Regions from separate parts of the Homo sapiens genome. Here region 2 is linked to region 1. A link is an interaction called in ENCODE POLR2A ChIA-PET data of the cell type or tissue named here. Cell type or tissue: HCT116. All regions are shown on one strand. Each heading gives the region's core, and the rest is flanking DNA. Links, peaks and the distances in the headings are about the cores only. Region 1 overlaps PPP3CA (protein phosphatase 3 catalytic subunit alpha). Region 2 overlaps PPP3CA (protein phosphatase 3 catalytic subunit alpha).

What was found. Peaks named below come from ENCODE experiments on the same cell type or tissue, not always from the same donor. Only the 100,000 strongest peaks of a DNase experiment are listed, where the experiment ranks them.
Region 2: POLR2A ChIA-PET joins it to region 1 with 5 read pairs; 1 of 35 experiments calls an interaction of 5 or more read pairs at or near these places.

What each region holds. Positions count from the first base shown.
Region 1 is chr4:101,023,227-101,025,993 of GRCh38, reverse strand. It overlaps PPP3CA (protein phosphatase 3 catalytic subunit alpha), which reads left to right. Exons shown (of 14, transcript NM_000944.5): 14 at 1-2,576. The coding sequence ends at 129. Among named protein-coding and RNA genes, the nearest start is that of LINC01218, 140 kb to the right of the region's middle. In HCT116, for the core only: no CTCF peak of the experiment used is centred there; no DNase peak of the experiment used is centred there; H3K27ac peaks cover 1,248 bases.
Region 2 is chr4:101,135,902-101,138,712 of GRCh38, reverse strand. All of the region lies in intron 2 of PPP3CA (protein phosphatase 3 catalytic subunit alpha), which reads left to right. Among named protein-coding and RNA genes, the nearest start is that of MIR8066, 100 kb to the left of the region's middle. In HCT116, for the core only: no CTCF peak of the experiment used is centred there; no DNase peak of the experiment used is centred there; H3K4me3 peaks cover 1,917 bases; H3K27ac peaks cover 2,500 bases.

The sequences.
Region 1 (2,767 bases), core at 1-2,500:
AATGAGAGGATGCCGCCTCGCAGAGATGCCATGCCCTCTGACGCCAACCTTAACTCCATCAACAAGGCTCTCACCTCAGAGACTAACGGCACGGACAGCAATGGCAGTAATAGCAGCAATATTCAGTGACCACTTCCTGTTCACTTTTTTTTTTTTTTTTTTTTTTTTTTTTTGAGCTGCGGGGCATGATGGGGATTGCTGCATATCAGCAGTTGGATGTTCTTGCCTCTGACAGTAGCTTATTTGCTCTGGGGGCCAGGAATTGGATTCAGTTTACACTATCATTAAAAAAGAGGGAGAGAGATAATAAACTATATTTTGGTGGGGATGGTGATTAAACACCTCTTTTGGGTATGCCTTTTAAAAATGCTTATAGAGAAAAAAAATTTTAAAAAGAAAGCTAATGCTAGTATATACTGCAATGTTAGGGGAATGAACATGTTTTCCTACTGCATTGGGGACTTCTAGATAGGTTAATGAAAGGCCTTTTATTCTGTTACTGGACATGAAAACTTTGTCTAATTTCTTACTCTATTGTACGTTTACAGTCGCAGCACTAAAAATGGATGACATCAAACATTTTTAACAAAATGATGTACAAACTAAGGACTATTTATTGATAATGTTTTGCTACTCTTGTCAGACAATGGCTATAAACTGAATTAGGCAGTCTTAAAAAAAAAAAAAAACAGAAAAAGAAAAAAAAGAACGTTGCAAATTTGTTAAAATGCCAAAAAGGACAGTTTAATTTTGTACAGATTATGCTTACCTCAGGTTTCTTTAGTGTGCTTGAATGCCCTTCTTTCCATATAACACTTATCTTCTTCTTAATTCGGCAATGGAATATCTTTTAAGTTTTAAAAAAACTGGAATAATTATATCTATCTTTTTTGCCGTTTATATTTAGGGGTTTTTGTTGATAAAATCAAGTCTTGGTTGTGGCTTGCTGAATTAAATATTTATGAGTGGTGCATTTTTAAGTATAGTGAACAAGACACCATATTAAGTACAGTGATAAAGCATCTATATTCTGTAAAAAAAAAAAAAATCTGCCTATGCATGTTTTTTAAGAAAAAAAAAATGGCTGTATCGGCCTGTATGGGACTGTAATGCGCTTAGTGGTCTGACATATACTGGAAATGTATGTATACTGGCGTACTTTATATTCTCTAAAATGCTTAATGCCTTTGAAATTTTGTAATCAAAAAAAAGCTTTGAAAAAATCTAAAGGGGAGAGTATTCTTTAAAGTTTTTAACATAAGCTTGTCAATGCACATGTAGATGGTTAGCATGTTTAGCAAACCTTGTGAAATTATAATAAGTTTGTAGTTACATGTGAAACTCTAAATGCATGGCAACTGTTAATGTCATAACAGTTTAGTTATTTTGTTCTGTTCTGTCATGTGCCACAAAATATGTACTTTTTTCACTTTTTTCCCTTTGTATATCAGTTACGGGTTACAACTGGTTCATTCTGAAAACAACAACAACAAAAGTCCATTCATATTTTTTAACAATTGTATAAGTGCCCAAGTAATTCACTACAGCCTAAAGCCTTGCCTTTGTAATTTGACTTCTGACATGTTGGCAATCAAAGCATGCACTTGTAACAATGAAAAAGAAAAAGCATTTTATATTACTACTCAATAAAATGTGCATGAACTTACAGAATTCTCATCCTTCCACTGAGTCCGCTGAAGGGATTTATGTGCACAACCACCATGTGTCTTCTAGGTGCTGGCCCACCACCACACATCACAGGCTGATTTCCACAGGCTTCTTCCTAGGGGCCTCGTGATCTGAGGGGTGGTGCCTACTTCCACTGTAAGAAAGAATCTTGGTGGATTTGTGTCTCAAATCAGATAAGAGAAGCCTGTTTAAAGAGCAGATGCCATCTTCTGGCTTCCTCAAGGAGCCAGTTAAAAAACCAGAGCATTCCTTTTTATTGAAAAATAAAATTAATTTGTTATCAGGTTGTTTCAGTTGTATTGGATGCCCTATCTATCTGCTAAAGCAAAAAGTACTAGGCTACTAAGTGCATTTTCATCACAGAAAAGAGTTGCATTTGTATTAACAAGAAATTTGTATACCCACGCTTCAGCTACTATCTAATCATCACCCGAAGATTTAAGATACACCAAATTTCAGTTTGTTTGTAACATTGTTCATCTTTAGTGCACTTTGTTTTATATAATAAAGTATGCCTGTTATATTAAATAATAAGAATATGGCAATTAGCGATATAGCATACCCAAACAAAGATGTTCTCGATACAGTCTGGCAAAGACTATCCCAAGGTTATTTTAATGAATTCAGACATTTTTTCCTGTGGATATTTCTCCATCCTAAAAAAAGTGGCAACCAAGGAAAATATTTAGATGCAACTTACTAGAGTGATGATGTGAAAGAAATGGTGATTCTGGTATCATGGTGTTTATTTTCTTTCTTATAACTGCAGAGAAAATATCCTGACTAAAAAAAATTCATTTTTTTGGATTCCTTTCTTTTACAAATTGTGCTGAGGCAACTATGGCATAGAAATAAACATTTGACATTAAAATAAGCAGTTGATGTGAGTATTGCTTGGTCTTTCTGATGAGTGGTTAGGAAAGTAATACTGTGTATTTTTCCATAATAGTTTGGTCTCTCAAAAAAAGTTGATAGAGAACTAGTTATTTCTTCAAAAGGGATAACCTTTCTAGACCATCAGTTATTAGGTTTCTCTCCTTCACTTTTGGAGAAACTATAGAAATCTTTAGTTGCTCAT
Region 2 (2,811 bases), core at 204-2,703, 110 kb before region 1:
CAGAGTGGAATGCTTTTGTTATACAGGGGAGCATCCCTAATCTGAAAATTTGAGAATTCCAAAAGGCTCCAAATTCTGAAACTTTTTGAGTACCAACATGACACTCCAAGGAAATGCTCATTGGAATATTTAAGATTTTAGATTTTTGGATTAGGGATGGATAACTTTTCAGTAGATAAATATTCTAAAACCCAAAAAATCCAAAATACAAAACACTTCTGTTCCCAAGCATTTCAGATAAGAGATAATTGACCTGTAATAATAGCTACCATTTATATAAACCTACTATGTTTCAGCTAATGTGCTCGGTGATTAAATATATCACACAATAAACCAATGAATAGATGTCTTATTTCTGTTTTAGAGATGAGAACTCTGATGTTCATTGGAGCTTAGTTACTTACCCAAAAATTATGCACTTAAGGAAAGAAAAGCCAAGATTCAAATCAGTTATGTAAATATCAAAGCTCAAGCCCATAACCATTCCAACCATTTCTCCAAAGGGATTGATGAGACAAGGCTGCAGACGTGAGAGAGAACCAGTTTGTATTGAGAGGACAGAATATGTTATGGTAGTGCCATGATGAGGAATTTAGATTTCTGTCATTTAGGCAAAAGGCAACCATTGCTTATTTCTGCCCAGATGAGTGATATGATAAAAGCAATACTTAAAGATTAGTGAGATCTTGATTTTACAGATATGGAAATACAACTGCTCGCTTGTTAGTGACCTGTTTTATATAATGCAGAATAATAAAGACAAAGTCCTTGCTGGTTTGAATTTTTTATTTTTTTGTGCATGTGTGTGGAAGGTTTTTTTTTTTTTTTGTGGACTGACAGCTGTGAGTTATAATGAGCTTCCCAAATTTATGTGTACCTACTCTCAGCCCATGGAGAGTAGTAAATTGCTCTCTTTCTTATGACACATTTAGATTAGGAGAAAACGTTGAGAGGAGGGAAGCATTGCATTGGCTAGTTAAAACTAATGTAGGATGATGATCCTGTGAAAAGAATAAAATCAGCCACAGTGAAAAGTAAAAATATCCCACAGGCAGACACCTAGACCAGAGAGAGTGGGTGCTCAGCTCTTCCAAAGGACATCAGCCTACCCTTGCTCTGGGAAGCCCTAGCCTTTGGTTTGGTTGGGTAGGGAAGGGATACTGGCATTGAGGTGCTCCACAGAGAAGCTGTGGAAATGACATGATTCCCAATAGCACACCTGGGAGAGCCTGGACAGGTTTATTTGCGTTCTCACACCGAGCATGACACCTGGGAACTGCAAACCATTCCTCAGCCACAGAGACAGCCAGCTTTGTTGTCTCTGTAATTCCTTATTTAAAGTGGTCTTTTAGTTGTATTTCAGGGCATGACTCAGTCAGATTCCCTACTACTCCCCCCATCTTGCCTTTTTAATTGCTTTGGGATGAAATAATCCTAGGTTTGGAAAGTAATTTAGCAATCTTCTACTGTAGATAATATCAGAAAATCCCCACTGTAATATGCCTGGTAACCTGTACTCCATTAAGCAAATACTTGTTGAGCCCTTCTTTTATGTAACTACAGAGGTACATATTTAAATAGACACCTCTCTTACAGTCAAGGAAAATTATACTAATCAAACAACAATATACTTTACAATTCTAAGGTGCACTTTTTTAATATTTTAGCTACTATGAAATTTGCCTGGTTCTCAAGTGGCTGTTGGTCAAACACTAGTCATGATATATTTATAGTTGTCATTGCCCGCTCATGCACGAACTCAGTTATAGCTGTTTATATTGTCTCTTTGAGTTATAAGCATTGTTGGAACCACGTATGTTGAGTTTAATTGCTATTTAATGTCTTCAAGTAACTAAATGTTATTGTTCAAAAACACACAGACAAAAGGCAGTGAGGTGCACATTAGTAATAGAAAAGAAAATATTCATTATTGATTGGATGACTGTCTGCATTTCCCAATTTTCACACAAAACAAAACCCAAATGCTTTGTAGGAAGGACTTGAGAAATAAAGATTACCATAAGCTGATGAAGCCTGTTATATTTTCTTGCCAACATACAAGCAGAAGAGCACATATCATACATCAAACAAGGAAGTCCAGCAACAAAATCCTTGTTATAATACTGGAGTGCTCCTTTAAAAACATTGCTTCATGAACACTTTTTTTTTTTTGAGGCGGAGTCTCGTTCTGTCACCCAGGCTCCAGTGCACTGGCGCGATCTTGGTTCACTGCAACCTCTGCCTCCCGGGTTCAAGCCATTCTCCTGCCTCAGCCTGCCAAGTAGCTGGGACTACAGGCACATGCCACCATGTCCAGCTAATTTTTGTATTTTTAGTAGAGACGGGGTTTCATTATGTTGGCCAGGTTGGTCTCTAACTCCTGACCTCCAGTGATCTACCCACCTCAGCCTCCCAAATTGCTGGGATTACACACCCGGCTGATGAACACATTTGATAGCACAGATGATATTTGGTGTAAAAACATGAATGATACTGATGTGAAAAATGACTGATGAGCCAAAGTCAATGGGAAGAAGATTTGGGAATATATTAATCAATGTTTCACTTATAAAGTATGATAAAGATTCTAAGTGATAGGAAAACATTTTGTTGTTTAAAAATAGATAAACTAATCATATGTCTTATAATCAGTGGTATATTGAAATATGGTAGTGACAGCCACAATGCAATATACTTTTTAATCCTCAGACAGCCCTGCAAGGTGGAATATTATTATTTCAGTTTTACATATGAGAACATTTAAATGAATAGTTCAATATATCATAGCTGATTAGTGCTAGTGCTGCCATT